Regions from separate parts of the Mus musculus genome. Here region 2 is linked to region 1. Evidence: chromatin loops called from intact Hi-C (ENCODE). Cell type or tissue: gastrocnemius. All regions are shown on one strand. Each heading gives the region's core, and the rest is flanking DNA. Links, peaks and the distances in the headings are about the cores only. Region 1 overlaps Adgra3 (adhesion G protein-coupled receptor A3). Region 2 overlaps Adgra3 (adhesion G protein-coupled receptor A3).

Region 1 (9,404 bases), core at 406-8,405:
CAGGAAATGGAAACATGTCCTCAACAGAGCAGAGAAGGAACAAGAAAATTCCTCAGGGCTGAAATTAGCTGATGGCTCTTCATATCCCAATCAGCATGGGATGAAGGCTGTGGGCAGTTGACAGCAGCATCTTTATTTTGTAAGGGTACCACCAGTATCACACTTTAGTTTATCACAACCAAGTGTGAAATAAAGTCCTCTTCCAAGTGCACAGAGCCATGATAGTCGGATGCACTCTCTTACCTGTGGTGGTACATGTAACTGATGATAACAGCCAAGAGACACAAGAGGAGAGTGATGGCAGTGGTGTAAACCACAGGGTGCAGGAGACTGGCTGCTGGGGTGTACAACTCTGTCCCAGTCAGATCCTGAGGAGACAAAAAATGGTCACGGGCTGTTTTTTTAATTTGGTATTTTCTTTATTTACATTTCAAATTTTATCCTCTTTCCTCATTTCCCTTCTGAAAGTTGCCCTCTCCCATCCCCCTCCCCTGCTCACTAACCCACCCACTCCTGCTTCCCTGTCCTGGCATTCCCCTACAGTGGGGCATCACGCCTTCACAAGGCCAAGGGCCTCTCTTCTCACTGATGTCCCACAAGGCCAACCTCTGCTACATATGCGGCTGAAGCCTTGAGTCCCTCCTCTGTACTCTTTGGTTGGTGGTTTACTCCCTGGGAGATCTTGGGGTACTGGTTGGTTCATATTGTTGTTCCTCTTATGGGGCTGCAAACCCCTTCAGTTTCTTAGGTCCCTTCTCTAGCTCCTCCACTGGGGGCCCTGTGCTCAGTCCAATGGTTGGATGAAAGCATCTACCTCTGTGTTTGTCAGGCACTGGCAGAGCCTCTCAGGAGACAGCCATATCAGGCTCCTGTCAACAGGCACTTATTGACATCCACAATAGTGTCTGGGTTTAGTAACTGTATATGGGATGGATCCCCAGGTGGGACAGTCACTGGATGGCCTTTCCTTCAGTTTCTGCTCCAAACTTTGTCTCTGTATCTCCTCCCGTGGGTATTTTGATACCTCGTCTAAGAAGGCGTCATGGGCTACTATAGACATTTAGCTACTGGGTATTCTTTGAATGCCTGACATGCTGTTGACCAAAAACTCTGGCCCTGACTCACATCTCTGTGTTGTATTTGGACTAATGTCTTCCCACCTTATGTTGTATCAATTATTGTACTTTTATTTGATTATTTTTTTAAGAAAGGAGGAGTTTATTTTGGCTCACAGTTTCAGAGAAAGAAGAGTCCATCACAGCGTGCAGTGGCTGCAGTAAGAATCTTATCTCATTCCCTCCACACACAGGAAACAAAGACAGACAGTAGGAAGAGAGGTGAGGCTATAAATGCTTAATGCCTACCCCAGCGATGCCCATCCTCTACTTCCTAAAGATTCCATATCCTCCATACATCATCAACAATGAACAAGAGATCACCTAAAAAACTACAGTACTGTACTTTACACAACACTCAAAATTAGTGTTGGTTGAACAGTGAAACTAAGTATGTTAGGAAAACCATACTGGGATGTCTTGAAGAAAACAAAGAGACAATTTCATATAAAAAAGGGAAAATTTAAAAGGAGAAAAAGGCAAGTAAAAAGACCCTCTTGAACTTGGGATAGGCTGGGATTTCATAAACAGGATGTAAAGATCACTGATATAAAAAAAATCCTAAGAAGTCAGGCACAAAACCTTTAAGGAATCCTGTTCACACCAGGAGCAGGAGCAGAAAAGGAGAGTCTGAAAAGGGCTCTGCAAAACCTACATGCACAGAGAGCGTGTGCATTCATAGCCCATCAGGAACCCAGAAAACAAGCCAGGCACACTGGGGCTGGCCTTTGCCCTCAGCCAACTCTCTAAGTATCCACATGCAGGCTCAACCTCCCAGTCACCGCTGTAGGAATAAGAACCACACTCTCGGAACACAAGAGACGGAGTGAAATCACTCTCATCAAAGTGAAGATTCTAAGGATCAGCGAGAACGACAAGGAACTAAGAAATGTCCTAACAACCAGGACTAAGCTGATGCCGATGATTCGGTAAGCTGTGGGGCATTAATGTTGAAGCTGAGCATGGGAATGGTTCACAGTCTTGGCCTCCACTCATAGGAATGTACAGTCAATCAAAAGCACACACATACAGCCTGGCAGTGCTGGCGCATGCCTTTAGTCCCAGCACTTGGGAGGCAGAGGCAGGTGGATTTCTGAGTTCGAGGCCAGCCTGGTCTACAGAGTGAGTTCCAGGATAGCCAAGGCTACACAGAGAAACCCTGTCTCGAAAAAAAACAAAACCAAAACAAAAGCACACACGTGACTCATCAAGGTCAAGTTCCACTCACTCACCTGATGTGCATTATCAATATAAGGGACAGTTTTCAGTATTTTCAATGCGAGGATGGAACTAATGTGCATGTACTAAAAAATACAAGCTACTGCTTCACACAAAAAGAAATCCCCCCAATGTAATGGGGAGATGGGGGAGATGGACGGACACACAAAGCAATACCATGGGCCCAGTGTGTGGAGTGTGAGCACAATTACAACTTACGTATGGCACTCAGTGTTAGAAAAGGGGAAGAAACGCATGGAACTTCTAAGTGCTGGAGTAGCAACCATGACGAGTAGTGGTGGGCAGGACATGGAGACAGCATTTATCCAAACTCCAGGGTTTATGTACCTTGCCCAGTATTGAAAGTTAATGGAAAACTGAAGGCCTCATCCCTCTCATCCTTAGTTTCAGCTTGCAGAAATTCACGCTGCACAGACCTCATGGAATGTTAAAGTGGCATGTACAAGCAAACTGCTGGAATCAGACTCAACAGAGAAATTCTAAGGCCATTAAGGCAGGGCTAGAAGACACTCCTCAGAGACTACAGAGGAGACAGACAGACAGACAGACAGACAGTATGCTTTCTCCCTGTGACATGTGAGATGCGAGATTCAAGAGATCAGGTACTGCAGTATGGTTAGAACAACTCTGGATCAACTGCTTGGATTCTAGTTATTGTTCCAAAGCTAACCTACTTCAGTTCCAGACCTATAGACAAAAGACTATGACAACTGCCTATACCATAAAAATCTCAGAGAGTGCCTGACACACGAGTGCCTACTGCAGATCAGCTACCACCACAGTATCTCCAGTGCCTGAGCATCAGCAGTCCCACAGTGTGTCCAGTGGTAGGTAACAGATGTCTTCTTAAATCACTTTCTATCTTACATTTTGCTTTTGGGTTTTTGTTGTTGTTGTTTCTCTATATTCCTTATCTGTCCCAAAACTCACTCTGTAGACCAGGATGCTATTGAACTCATAGAGAGCCATCTTATATTTTGAGATGGGTACTCTCACTGAAAGAGTTTACCAATTTGAATAGACCAGCTGGCCAGAGCACTATGGATCCTCCTGGCTCTATGTCCACAGTGGTACTCCTCCTTAATGATATCTCCAGTGACATCTGGCTTTTTAACTCCAGGTCCTCAATCTTTCTCAGCAAGCACTTTACCTACTAAGCCTTCTCTCCTTCCTGGAAGCAGGGTTTAGGAGGACGCATACAGCAAGCAAGCATGTGGAAAAAGAGGTGAAAAAAGGGCTACATGAATCCTCTTCAATATGCAAGGAGCTATTAGCTGTAGTTATGCAAAACCGATAGCTTAGGGGTTCCCACAGTATCTTCACATACAGACGTAATTAAACCATCTGATGGAGATGGGTATGCTGTTTAAGTTGTTCAGGTATTCCGGTCAGCTATGTACTAACTAGAGCTGGCTTGCTCTTACTCAGCATGCTCAGTTAGCACTATTAGAGGAGTAAGAAAGTAGCCACTGGTCTTTACATCTAGACAATCCGAGAAACAAAGGCAAAGCAGACTGTGAGCACTTTGACCTTACTGATGAGCGAGGTATTAAGATCCTACATCGTGTCTGCTCCTATTTGCCTCTATTGCCCAGAGTTCCTTTGATTCTTCTGACCCCCCACTGGGTACTTCTGATATCAATGCAGCAATTCCAACTTCTGCTGATATTTTCCCCCCGCAGGGACTGGGCAGCTTCTCTGTAACTGACTGTAGGGATTAGCAGAACCAACCAGGATATCATCTATTGTAGACATAGCAGCAAAAACAGCAGTTATATATCGTTCTTTAAAGCACATGGCTGATCTTCCTAGCGACCTGGGCATTTAGACTTTCCATAAAGACCTAGGAAGACAGCACTCAAGAAAAGCAGGATTACATTTATGAGTCAATAAGAGGATAGAAGAAACAAAGCAACTGTTTACAGTTTAAAAAAGGCATTGCATCTGTCTTAACTTGGTGAAGTAGTGTAGGACAGGTGTAATCTTCTCTTGCCGTCCTGAGGACAGCCCCAAGGCTTCATGCCTGCCACATAAGCCCTCAGAGATATGCCCACAAACTAAGTCTGTCAGACGAAGAAGCAGCTCTAAATTTTCCACACACTCTATGGTAACTTTATAACTTGGTCAACTATCCCAGATGTGTTTCCAGCTTCTGCCTCTAGGTGGCAGTTACAGCTCAGAAAACAAGAGTCTCTGAAAATAGGGAGCAAGATCCCAGCAGGCTTCTAGCTTTAAAACACTGTGTTTCACATTTTTTAGAAGATTAAAAATCTGAAAGATAAAAGAAGAGCTTATTCCTTCTAGAAAAGGATTATACTAATTTAAATAGTTTAGAAGACAGTTAGGAAATTCAAAAATAGAAGCTTTCAACTAGTATTAGATTAAACAAAAACAAAAGTTTCACATGGTGCGGTATCACAGCGAAGCTTAAAATGCAGTATTTCTGTGTTTCCGTTATTTTGCTCAACTTCTGATCAGTATTTCATACATTTCAGATAATCTTATATTTCCTATTGTTTCTCCTTCAAATGCTACATGGTTTCCAAATATTTTATTCTCAAATGTGAATGAGAAACATTCTAAAGACAAAACCAATCAAAATGCAGAATTGTGGAAGCAAGTCTCCCTCCGCTGGTCTCATTTACCACTTAACTCCTGCTACTAGAGGTTCGTGATCACTGAGGAAGAGGAGATGGGAAGGTCTTAAACGGCCAGAGGAGCAGGGATGTCAGAAGCTACATCCATGAAGTCTCACCAACATGACTGCCCAAACATGAGTGGAACAAGGACACCAATGGATACACTAATGTGGAAGGCTGAACTCACAAAGCCTCAACCTTACACATGAAACCTGCAGGCAACTAAGGAAAGCTGAGAGCTGGAGAATCAGTCTTCTCACACCAATACCCAATGGTCAGCCCTGAAAACACACAGTAACATGATAGACTGAGCAGGTTGTATCTATGTAGTTAGAAGCACACACACCACCACCATCATCATCATCACCACCAAAAATAATTAAGGAAAAGGAAGTCATGAATTTAAAAGAGAGCTGGGGGGGGGAGGGGGGAGAAGGATAATGAAGGATAATGCAACTGTATTAAAATTTCAAAAAAAGGGGGAGGTCCTAAAGAGAAATTGTCTCAAACTTTAATTAATGTCACATTTTATTTATGTATCGTGTGTGTGTGTGTGTCTAGGGTGAATGGCATGCCACCTGGAGGTAAGTCAGTGGATAACTTGAAAAATCAATTCTCACTGGGCATGGTGGCGCACGCCTTTAATCCCAGCACTCGGGAGGCAGAGGCTGGCAGATTTCTGAGTTTCAGGCCAGCCTGGTCTACAAAGTGAGTTCCAGGACAGCCAGGGCTACACAGAGAAACCCTGTGTCGAAAAACCAGAAAGAAGAATCGATTCTCTTCCCCCACCAATGTGGGACCTAGGGATGGAACTCCGAGCTTCAGGCTTGGAGAAGAGCACGTCGCCTACACAGCCAGCTCACAAGCCCAGCAGTGCTTTAATTCAAAGACCCTTGCCGAACAGTGAAATGTGAATTTCCAGAATCCAGACACCTCATTAGCTATGAACACTGGCTTAAAGAACAAAAGGTAAACACAAATAATAATAATAATAATAATAATAATAATAATAATAAAAGTTGGTTCTACTGGTATGTAGTCCTCCACCCTTCAAAGATCCCAAAACTGTGCAGGCGGAAGTATAGGTATGTTGGATACGGTTCAAGTGCACTGCTTACAGCTGTGTGCAAAGATTCATGGTGTCACTGTCACCACAGTCCTATCACCTACAAAATATCCATTTTCAAGCCTCATCTGCCAAGGAACCAGGAAAAGCATTAAAAAAACAGAAGCAAGGAAAGTGAAGGAACAAACACTGGGGAAAATGATTATAATCCGGACTTGCCTCAAGATCATTTCTATTGGCAAATGCTATCACATCTTAAAAAGAAAAATCACCAAGTATATAACAAACTCTGTTTCAAGATTATCTATACAAGTATAAGTACACTTATAAACTATATGTAATACATATAAGTAATACTGTCTAGATACCAGATTCACAACTGAAATTAAACAGGGGAGACTTGGCTGTTTATGAGCAATGTCTCCATACCTGTAGTGACCTCTCTGTGCTCTGCACACACAACCAAGACAGTGGCACCATGTAACAACTGCAAAATAACAGCGAAGTAGCTACAACAGTAACTAAAGTGGGCCATTTCATCCTCATGTGCTCAGGACAGAGAAGACTGAAGCAAGGGTCTCCAGGGTCTCAAGATTCAGGCCAAGTATTTTAGGAGACCTGACTGCACGTATTAACAGAAGTTCCTTTAAGAATGGCTAATGGTCAACAGCAGCGGTGAACCAGAGTGGGCAGTGGAACTGACTGACAAACAAGTGACAATCAAACCGACAGCCTTCAGTGCTGTTCTGCAGCCACAAAATTTATTAAAGTCACTGCCATCAATTCCCACGGCCATTGTCCACTCAAAAGGCTAACAGTGTGGGTATGTGGTCAGAAACCTTTTGTGAATTGCTGTGAATCCTTCAGCAAAGAAATCGCCCCACCCTGAAGGAGTCAGACTGCAGAAACCCAAGCCATCTCTTCATGTTTTAAGGAGGTCAGCGCCTAGCTGATCTGACTCCCTTATAGTTCACTGAGAAGCCGCTACAAAGTGCAAGCACATTCATTTCACTTGGTAGTAACTCAATTTCCCTTGAAATCCAGAATCACCTCTTACATAATTAAATGGAGCCAGTTATGTTAAGTTAAAAAGTAAATTCTTCGTTTGGGCTTAATTATGCATAGAGAACCATTACAATATATAGTATTTATAGACCAAGTTAACAACGGCCACACCATTAGCACAGCATAGTTGCCCAGGGAGCCGCACTGAATGGTGGTGATGTTCTCATCCGAGTAGAGTATACAGCACCCATCTGACTTCCAGCCTCCTTGTCCGTTCAGCAAATCAAAGTCCCACTGCGCTGCAACCGCATCTGCTCCGTGGGCAATTCGGCGCAGCGTCACATTAACAGGGATGTGGTGGGTATCTACGGTTGCACCATCTGGAGAAAATGGGAAAGAACGGTATTTCTCAAACAAACTTCATAAACAATTAAATGCCAACTTATACACTGATGGGCACTCTGCAAGATCCTTTTTCACTAGTGACTCATTAAATCAACAGAGAACAAAAATAAGCATATTTTTAGGAAGAGCAACCAATAAAGCCACAGTGCCGAGCGACTGTCGGGTAACATCTGCCACACAAACCTATTTTCGTGAGGATCACAGGGGTCACTACTGTCCGCCGCTTGCCATCGTCTGCCAACTTTGTTGAATTTCCTGTGGCTGGAAAAAGCTTTCCGTTGCGGAAGGCAATGAGCTGGAGCTTATAGAGGGCGTCATCCGCCGCTCGGGCTTCTCGCTTGTGTTTTGGTGACAAAAGGGAGGAAGGAAGCTGAATGGAGGCCTCCATGATGGTGTTCTGAAAAAAGATGGATATATATTATAAATAATATATAATATATATATGATATATATATATATATTATAAAATTCACCATACTAGTGTGAAAAAACTTGAACAATGTCAGGTAGTCAAGAAAATGTTCAAATTATATGCTAAACATGTCTTCAAAAAGTGTATACAAAAATGAATATTTAAAACAACTAACAAGTCCAGAAAAAAAAAAAAGTCTGAGCAGTCCAGAGCAGCATAGGTCAAAAGTATAAAAGAGAGAGAAATCCAAGTTCTTGTTCCAAGAGTTTAAAAATAAGAGAACTGTTCATTTCCCCCATGACAACATACGCAGCTACGGCAGGCAGCATTAAGGAGATGGAGAGCTCCAGTCATCAGTTTTACAGTTACCAAGAATAAGCAGGAGGGGCGAACAGAGTCAGGTTCACACAATAAAAGACCAAGATTTTAACGAGAAAACCGAAGTTTAAACTCAACACCCCGCTACTTCAGCATGTGTGTCCCTGCGACTAAGAAACAGTGCTTGGGAACCACAACAAACGGAAGGGAAAGTGCTTGACAGCCAGGGTGCCCTCACTTCTTCACAGCTGAGCACAGCCGGAAGGTCCAGCAGCAGTATTGTCTGTGTCTACTGCGGATTTTAAGTTACAATTCAACCTTAATAAAACACGTTAACTTTAACAAAGATAAGCATTCAACTTTAACAGGAAAAAAAATCTGTATGCTCATAGATTTTAACCTACCTGAAAATATTCACTAAAGGAAGAATTTATGACAAAGTCATTTTCTTAGCCACCAACCCCTTTCTCCCTCCAAAGCAATCTACAGGGAACCAAAAGAATTTTTTCTTGAAAGACAAAGGTGATTATTATTGTACTTTAATAATACTTTGCTTGTGAGACTTTTAGAATACTGCCCCACATGCTAAGGCACCATATAATTTGACTAGAGACTCCTGCTTACATCTATGTCCTAGCTCAGAGGTGGAGACAAGAGTGCCACAGCAGGAGCCTCTGCTCTGCATGGGCCTAGTGTGCTGGGCCGACCGGGCCCTGACATCAATGCCCTACTATTCTGCTGTCTGACAAACTCCTGAATCTATCTAGTGGACTTGCTTTTTAACAAGGTAATTCTGTTTACAACAGAAAAGACAGATCAGAAGGCATGGCCGGCCGGCAGCCAAGAGAAAGACTTTACACATGCTCTTTGGTGGAAGAGTCATTCCAGTGGCTTCCTAGGTGGCTGTCCCCTCTTCTGGACGATAAAGAGTATGCACACCTGTGTTACACAGTCAAGTTCTACAGCTCCAACACATGCCTCTCTCGGCTTATTAACTAGACAGGAAGGAATTTGGGCTGCAGATAACATTATTCATTTTTTTATCTCCTGTGTACTACTTCCTGTCATTTACATTTACTGAAAATAGCTCACTGTTAATAAATTTAACCAAGTCAACATGGCATGCTTGCTGAAAAAAAAAAAGAATTAAAAGGTTGTACTGAAGCAAATGATTGACTGTGTAATTATTTAAGTGCTCTGCTTAC
Region 2 (9,404 bases), core at 1,026-9,025, 56 kb after region 1:
ACAGAGTACCTCTGCAAGACAAGATTGTAGGTGTGTGTCTCTGTGTACAACATGACTTCTTCATTAATCTAACAAGTAAAAAGAAAAGCCAGCTGTCATCCAGCTTTCTTTGCTGTAAGTCAGATTTGTAAAAGAAAGAACGCAGGAAGAGAGGGGCGGAGGGAGAGAGCAGTTGGATCCCTGCCCTGTGATATCATAGCAGAGCAGCTTCTGTGATGTGCTTGTGAGCTCTGAGTCAAGCTTAGGCCCCAGCTCTGCCACTTTTAAGTTCTCTTGTTCTCCAGCAAGTCTCACCAGCTCTCGGGAAGACGTCCCTGACTCAGAAGACGTGAAGAATAAGAACCGCCTCATAAACACTAACAGAAAAACTTAAAAGGCATGGCACACTCCGTGAGCAGCCATTAAGATACAGGATTTGTTTGCCTGATTCTGATGTATATGTCCTTCCTCAATTCAGTGTCTGTGCAGCCAACATATTCCTTAGAATAACCAAAGAATCTCATTAGGCAGCGTTCTCTCCTGTTTTGTGGTATCACTGAAGCAAAGGCAAGGCCAAAAAGTGTAGGAATGAGACAAAACAAGGTGCAAAAGCATTTTCACTAAAATACAGCAGTGTTTTCTTAACTGAAAATGACAATGATCTTTAAAAGAAAGAAAAGTAGTTGGTTCAGGCCAGGAGAAACTGAGACATGCATACGGCTCCCAGTGTCTGTGCCAGCAGGCTTCTCCAGCAGCCAGGCAGTACAGAGCAAGAGTCCCAGCCCTCATTACTCTGATCAGGCAGAGCCTGCACTCACAGTCACCAAACATGGCATAATACCAAGTGCATCCTGACCCTGACGGCACTGTTTCAACATGATATACAACAGACAAATGCTCGAGGATACTAAGAGACCAAGGTCGGAGGACAAATATAATCCAAGGCAGGTTTTACACATCCAGTGAAGCTGCTACCTAGGGAAAGGATGCGATCACATCAATTAATACCACAGGCAGAAAAGAATCTCTATGTAGCAACAAGTAAACAACAGAAGCAGGAAACCCAGAAGGCTTTCAACGTTGCCATGGTGAAGAGGCTGACATTCACTTCTCTTTGACGGATTATAATTCATGTTGTAAGTTCTGAAATATCTTACTTTCAGGGTGTACCCAGCCTCCAGTAGTAAACATATGAATCTTAGGAATGTTTGCTTTCAATCGAGTTAATTTGGAGTATTTGTATATTCCCAGAAGTAAAAGTTAAAAGAAATCCGAGGTGATCTGAGATTTTAGAGCACATTTGTTTATTTACCTATTGTGTTTGTTTGGTTTTGATCAAACACTGCACATAGAGCAACCGATGTTGTCACTTTAAGAAGCTGAACAGTCATGTTAGGGGCCCTGGTACTAACAGAGACTCTACAAAGTGACGGTGTCAGTCACTTCACTTTTTAAGTGGCTTTCAGCATCCTTAAGACTAAAAAGGAGAATATTCTATCAGAATGACAGTACTAAGATCACTCCTGGATTCTCTTAATTTTCTATACTGATTCATGTTCTAGTAGGCAAAGCTGCTATGTTTGACAATGGCCAAGAATATGTAAGCACTAAGCCAACAATCTGCAGGAAAATATACCCTCTACCCAGCTCAGTGACTTAAGATGCCATTTCTGAGTGAAGAATGAAACTCAGCTAAGGAAGAAACTTGCACAGGACTGGTGGGCACTGACTGAATGGCTCTGCCTGTGATTTGGTATAGCTTCAGCGATGGGACTGTCATTTCCTCAGTCATAAAGGCTTTACTGCAATAAATGATAGGTTTTATTGAGGAAAGTAAAAAGGAAGACATTTCATCACACTTAAAAAGTTATAACTGTAACCTTAAAATATAGTTTACAACCTCAAGTTAATATATTCCATCTACACATTACTGGATGTGTTTAAGGATTTTGTGCAGAAAAACAGGATAGGAAGGAATAAATCTACGCTGCAGACGGCTTTTATACTCACTTTTGAAATGGGGGGCTGTGGAACCAGCGGGTGCTTAATATCATATATCACGATGAACCTAAAACCCATTCATAATCAATATTTTTGCTGACACCTTTGAAATTTCAAACCCAGCCAGAGTTATAGAGCTTATATAGACCCATTTCTGTCCTATACTAATGATGTGAACAAGACACGATCTATAGACAACAGGCTGAATGCTATTCGGGCTTCCAGCGCTTCGATTCAGAAACTGTATGGAAGAGTCTGACACCCACTATCATTTCACACAGGACCAAGTTAGTGTGCTGTGCCATCTCCACAAAGATGAAAAAAGAACAAGACTTAAAAGCAGAGGGGGTTTTTAAAAATCACAAGCAAATGGAACGATATAGATTAGATGTCCTCAGCTGCTTGCTGTTATTAGACCCAAAATGTATCAGAACCATGAGAGCTGTCAGTAGAAACCACTCCCTGGATGTCACATGTCACTAAAAGACTTCCTTTTGGAAAGGAAGTTTAAAATATACTTTTAAGAGCACTAACTACTCAGTTCAACTTCAGGAACGTTGACTGCTGGAGACAAAATCCAGGTAAGCAATCCTGTGGGTCAGGGAAGCAGATGGAGTGGCAGTTTTGCTTCTTAGTTTTAACTGTCAACCTGACCTACAATCACCTGAGCAGCCTGGGGGAGGGGGCTGCCTTAGCTAGGGTTTCTATTGCTATGGAGAGACACTGTGACCATGCAACTCTTATAAAGGGAAACATTTCATTGCAGCTGGCTTTCAGCGTCAAAGGTTTAGTTCTTTATTGTCATGGTGGGAAGCATGGCAGCATGCAGACAGAGCTGGTGCTGCAGACGCGGCTTAGAGTTCAACATCTGGATAGGCAGACAGCAGGAAGTGAAGTAACACTGCCTCCAACAATACCACACCTACTCCAACAAGGCCACACCTCCTGAGTGCCACTTCCTGTGAGTCTATGGGGTGGGTGGCTGGCATTTTCTTTCATACCACCACAAGGATCTTCTACATTAGGCTGGTATATGCGGATGTCTGTAGGGCTTTGTCTTACGTTGATTGATTTGGGAAGACGCTGTCCACTGTGAGCTGTCCATTCCCTAAGCTTTGTATCCTGACCTGGGTGAGAGTGGATAAACCAAGCTAAACACATGCAAGCGTGAGCTCACTTTCTCTGTCCCAGACTATGGAACAGAGTGCCTATAGCTAGTTGTTCAATGTTCCTGCTTTGATGTCCCTGCGTAACCTGGAAGGCTACACTGCAGTGAGCCCCTTTCCTCTAGTTGATTTTTGCCAAAGTGCTTCACACAGTGCTAGATGTGTGTGAAACTAGAACAGGCAGGATGGGATGGAAGATGTCTACCCAGTACCTAGGAAGAGGCCTCACTTAGGACCAAGGAAAGCGCAGACATATGCAGAAAATGCAGAAAGGGCCACAGGAAGCTGAAATCAGACTGCAACAGGAAAACTAACAAAGATTGAAGTGGTCACTCAATGCACATAAAAACAAGCCCAAATGTAATATAAATGGCCCATAGCCTTAGTAACGCAGGCAGCTGAGACAGGATGACTGATCATTTGAGGCCAGGAGCTCAAGGACAAAGTGAGACCCATGTCTCCTTAAAAATAAATAAGAAGAGAGACAAAGGATCATGACTTTATAGATGACTGTGCATCCCCAATCAGAAGAGAATGTAAGCTTCATCAAGATACTGTAAGGTACTTACCACAGTGGGAAAATATAATCTGTTCTGGGGGAGACAACCACTCCCATTTTTATGATGAGTGAGCACAACCCCTTTGGCAGGAAAACATACCAATGAAAACACTCTTACAGTATCTTTGAAAAACCTTCCAACACATACATACACTTAACTAAAATATATTACATGCTACATGTCACATAATTATATGGATATAGCAAAATTATCATCATACAACTAGTAAAAGCTAATTACTAAATATACTATGGGTTCCAATAATGTTTTTTTTCCTGTCTACCGAATGCATATTAAAATGATCAAGTATTGCAGTTTCAAGAAGATAGAACTCCTTAAATAGTCATATGGATCAAAGCACAGGATCTAGGGTGTAGTTTGCTTGATAGAGTGCTTGCCTATCATCCACAATGCTCTAGCTTCAAAACCCGATACCACATAAAGTAGACAGAGTAGTGCATGACTATAATCTAAGCACTGGGGAGATATAGGCAAGAGGAGCATTCATGCATGGTCACCTGAAGTAGCAAGTTTGAAGATGACAGGAATTACATGTGACCTAGTCTCAGAAAAGAGAAAGAATATGAAGGAAAAAAAAGGAAGATAAGACATGTATGTACATAGTAAGTTTCCATGTGTTGAGAGGTCTAATCTATTCTTGTAATACAAGCTACAGTACATATTGATACACATTGGGTTTACTGTGTAGAATAATGTATGCCCTTCCTACAACCTTCTCTACAGAGGAAAGAAAGAAAAGCAGGCCAGGTTTAGAGCCAGATGAATCATTAGCCTCTCTTGGCATACACCCTAAACCTTTATGGCCACCTGCCCTCGGCTAAAGTCAGGAATGAAACTCCTTTAAGTGAATGTAGTGCTTCGGCTCTTTGTTGTTGTTGGATTTTTGTTTCTCCACTAATGAAACCATATGCCGAACAGTTCTCAATGTTGTACTCCGGAGCCTATTACACGCAACTAAGCACGTTGCTTACCAATGGTTCCATTCACTTACTTTTGTAGAAAATCATTCCAGAAGGTATGTTTTAGCTTTATATATGTTTCAAAATGTTCTGCCATTACTCCACTCAACACACAACTAAAACAGTGCAGGCATGTAGAATACATCAAGTGCATGAATCTTTTCTTGTTTGAGTATTGCTGATAAACCTCAGAGACAGAAAGACAGTCATGCTGGAGAACCTCTGAGAACCACACTGAGCAGCTTCTCCCCCTAAGTGAATTTCCTCACCCTTTCCAAGAACCTCAGGACAAAAGTCATACCACGTCCTCCAAAACAGTAATAAAAAGTCTACATGACTACCAGGAAGTTTGCTCAGAATGACAATCACATTTACTAGCAGAGTTCAGATCTAACCTTGCCAGTACAGCATGTGCCATCTGCAACCACTGAGGTGGTGCACCGGTGTCTTTTCCCAAAGACATACTGTAGACAGCAGCTGGCCTAAAGAAGGTGCTCACTCTATAAGCAGTGTCCAGTCAGTGGGCTGGGAACCACAGTATAGATTCCAGCTGTTTGACCACCACAGGCTGCCCCTTGGGCAGTGTCCACACTGTCACTTCCTGCTGGGCCATTCCAGACTAGCTCAAAGCTGCAGGAAGGACAAAGGCCTCACCTAGCTGTACATCCTCAGCTTTCATAGATGCTCAACCTGGACCCTTCCCACTGCCTCCTTCCCTTCATTTTCTTCAGTCATTTTTTTCCCCTATAAATTATCTTGTACTTCAGCCCTCCATCCAGACCTGGTCCCCAGAGGCCCCGAATGACAAGGTGCTCACAACATCTGTTCAATAAATGAATGACATAAAAATACGGCTGGGTTTAAGTTTCTCTGTTCAAGGATCCTTCCCTGAGGACTGTGAGATGCAGAGTAGGTAATTTACTGGCCTCTAGTGGTACAGAGAAGTATAAATCTAGACCACTCGCTCCTTCCTCTCTGCGGCTCCAGGGATTTTTCTGAAAATCTACCAGATAATGTCTAGTTGTCTTTCTTCTTCTATTCCAAAATCCTAAGAAGTATGTCCACGTTATTGCCTTTCTAACATTGGGATCCCCTTAAAACTGATGTGGAAAGGAATCTCCAGCTGCTAGGGAAGGAAGAACCATGGATTTATCAGTGACTGTTGTCGTTGGCTCACATACAATCTGTGGTTGAATTTTAAGTCTGGATCTTTAACTGTGGCTTAGTGCTTACACACCAAGGTTCCACTACAGTGCAACACTGAAATTAAAGGTTGTATAACAGAAGATAGGACAGTCAGTGTGAGTGAGGACAAGCGATGCCACTGTCAGAATTTAACATTTCAGAGGGTAGGGGACTGCACTCCAGTGCCACAGGAAACTTTGAAGCCACATCTCTCTTAAGTTCTCATCCACCTATAAAAGAAGCTTAGGAAAATGCAACTCAATTGGGGGTTAGGGACGAAGGAGAAGAATCAAGATTAGGAAGCTAAACAAGTTTTTAAAAAATGCTTCAGAGCCATCTAAACTATAATTTCATGACTGAAGATATTCTTTTAAAATTTTGTTTTTATTAAAATACCCTACTGTCAAATTTGTATGCACAACACACACACAGAGTAGAGAAAAATGACCTCTGGAACACAATTATACACCACTGCATATACACAAGCACACTCAATAACTTGTGCAGCACACAGCATATGCCACAATAAAATATTGGACACATCTTTAAAAAAAAAAAAAAAACAAACAAAAAAAGGAAACTCTGGTTAAAATAGTAAATTGTGAGTAAAAGAAAGCAGGTATCCTGAGTTACAATGTTAAGTAGTTTCTACCCATCTACTTCTTAACTTCACCTAGTTATTTTCAAGTTGAAGCTGGAAAGGCATTGTATTAAAATGATCTCACGCAGACCTGGAATGGTTAAGTGACTTGGAATTCTGGTTGAGAGGACTGGGGATTGGCAGAGATTCTAAAGACGTGGCTCGTTGTGGTGTGGCGAAAGAAACCTCCATGTTTAGAGTCGCCAGCTCTTAAGAGAAATAAGTCATCTCTCTCTAGCCCCAGCAGCATCTGAGATTCTATGACTTAGCTAACACTCATCTCTTAGGCCGTCCTCCACGGTTCTTAATACTGCTTCACAACCTCCATCTTAATCCTTCTGCTTTGAATTTGCAAATAAATCCTCCGCTCAATTTTCCAGACCACTAATTTCCTAAATCCTGAGTCACTTCCCTCCTGCCCTTCAGACCAATCATTGACCCGGGACAGGCTCCTTCACATCTCAGCCTCACAGCTAACTCCGCAGAGCTCCCTTCTCACCCTTTCCCACGCTATTCTTGCCCTATGGATCTGTTATTCTTTCGGATCTGAAATACCCACTAGAATTCTCCTGCGTTAACATCTCACCAAGGCTTCCAAAACACTGGCTCCTTGCCGGCTCACAGTGTTGATTTCTCAAAAGTCTAATGACCCTTTCTGGTTGTTCATGGACTGATCAATACTGAGGGGCAGCAAAGGATCTCATTAGCATATATGAAAATAAGGATGGACACATACGACACAACCTCCTTTATGCCGAATTTGGGGAGTCTTGTAACCTTAGAGAGTGGAGTTACACAGGCTGCAGGGACTCAGTAACTTCCTGCTTCCAACTCCTACTCTGTTGAGCCTCCGCAGATGATGGGCAGAGAACAAGCAAAGTGGTTTTGCAGCTGCGGCAACCTCATATCAGCAGCTCCTCCTCTGGGCCCAGCTAGACAGAGCATCTGTCTCAAGGTCATCAGTTGCTGGCTGGGCACTCTCATTACCCACTTCTGCTGCCACTCCCCACATTTTCAGTTCTTGGGACTCTTCCAGAGCGCTGTTCAGAACGTCATTTTTCTAGTGAGTTGGCACTTTCTCTCCTGGGCTGTAAGTTCCTCTGCTGTGGGGTCTCACCATCAATCCCATCCATCTGCCGGGTTTTACTCCTGAGTCCCCAGTGCTCCAGGGCCAGGGGAACTGCTCTCTCATTTTTCAGCCCTCTTTGGGTTTCTGCTACAATTTTCAACATGATCTTGAACAGGACAGAAGTAAGAGAGAAAGATAGGGGGAAAAAAGAAAATTTCAAATATCTTATCCTTAACAGAATTTTTACTTTAATCACAAGAGTGTCCTGTGGACCAAAGCTAAGGTACAGACCCCATATGAAGCAACAGGATGTCCCTGAGCATAATAAGCATTCATTTGCTCTATGCATGACTGTGCTACCGGGAGCCACTCCATCACCAAAGTGGGTCGTATGACTGACTGGGCAAACAAATCTGTTGTTTTGGGGTCACTATTCCAGTCCCTGCCTTTGTCTCAGTAGTTACTAAGCAGGTAACACCACGACAGAGGGTAGACTCTGGCACACAAACTACCTGCGTTTAAACATTAATACCAAGATCTGGCTTCAGCATTCTGCATAAGGTTCTTAACCTCTGTTACTCAATATCTCATCTATAAATTATTCTAGGGACTTAGAAAATGAAAGCTTTTAGTGGACATAGAAGCCAAGTGTGGGAAAGTACTTAAGGTGGGCCTTTAGCACTACTTAATAAGATCCAAGCCAATCACAACAGCCAGACCACAGCTAGCCAAGCAGGAGTTATCATTCAGCACCACCCAATGGTAACTGCATACTTGACCACACTGCCTTCCTCAAGGCCTGGCGCAACTGCTCAGCTAAACCAGCCTGCGCCAGCTGTTACACTGTTGAGGTTCCTGTGCGTCTTGCCCAGTTTTAGGGTAATCTTGTGCAGGCAGCAGGATGGGTGGTACCCTGTAACAACTAAGGATGGCGGGGTACACACACAGACCCAAAGGGGTAGGAACACCACCACTAGCAAGATCCCCAGAATTAGAGCAATGCGAAGCAGCAGCCTGCTAATTAGCTCTCTTAGCAAATGCACGCAGGAATCCCTATTGTGCTGAACAGAAGACACCTAAATTTGTCGGACATCTCAGATTTATTCATCCAAGAAATCTTTTCTACAGAATTCATCCAGCAGAACTTAGCTACATTCTCAAAGCTGTAACCAGCACCCAACTTCGATTCCCACAAAGTGAACAATTATATAAAATGAGACAGCAAGTCAAAACCATCAGCATGGAACACATGATTAGAGTCTTAAGATTAAAAGGTGCCGTTAATAACCATACAAAGACAACAAAAATATGCCCGGGTACACAGTAAACCCTAACTCTCCAAATGGCTCATTAAATAACCTTCCAAGTTCCCAGTCAGCTTTCTCAAAGACCCAACCCTTGAAATAATACATAAAAGCCTGTTTTTTTTTCCTCATTTGCTTTCAATGCTTTACTTAGCAGTTTCATAAATAAAAAGTAAATAACCTATTTTTCAGCGTTAACATTAAACACAGTGAGTTTACATAAAGCTAAATAGCATTTAGTTGATTAAGAAAATCTGAAGGGTTTTTAACACCATACTAGATATCGTTCAACAATGTCTAAAAATGAAAAACTGTTTATTAAACAACACTCCATCATATCTTACAAACACATTAGCTCCTTGAGAAAAGGAAGCCCATTCTTCAAGGTGCCGGTACATCACAGAGAATGTTGGACACTTAATATTTATGAATACAATAAAAGTGAGTTTATTTGGCATTTTAATCAAACAGAAAGCTTTCTACTGGGACTACACTGAGGTTCTTGAGGATTCAAAGATTT

What was found. A loop is a pair of places that touch in the nucleus more often than their neighbours do. Peaks named below come from ENCODE experiments on the same cell type or tissue, not always from the same donor. Only the 100,000 strongest peaks of a DNase experiment are listed, where the experiment ranks them.
Region 2: a loop joins it to region 1, with 6 times the contacts of the local background. A loop is called at or near these places in 13 of 42 quality-filtered maps.

Annotation. Positions count from the first base shown.
Region 1 is chr5:49,971,708-49,981,111 of GRCm38, forward strand. It overlaps Adgra3 (adhesion G protein-coupled receptor A3), which reads right to left. Exons shown (of 19, transcript NM_133911.1): 13 at 7,653-7,866; 14 at 7,236-7,444; 15 at 244-368. Among named protein-coding and RNA genes, the nearest start is that of Adgra3, 83 kb to the right of the region's middle. In gastrocnemius, for the core only: no CTCF peak of the experiment used is centred there; a DNase peak (open chromatin) is centred at 4,503.
Region 2 is chr5:50,026,976-50,036,379 of GRCm38, forward strand. The region is part of intron 1 of Adgra3 (adhesion G protein-coupled receptor A3); the gene reads right to left. LOC115490186 (a long non-coding RNA gene) reads right to left here. Exons shown (of 2, transcript XR_003955916.1): 2 at 7,245-9,404. Among named protein-coding and RNA genes, the nearest start is that of Adgra3, 27 kb to the right of the region's middle. In gastrocnemius, for the core only: a CTCF peak has its summit at 5,621 (motif pointing left); no DNase peak of the experiment used is centred there; H3K4me3 peaks cover 428 bases; H3K27ac peaks cover 1,272 bases.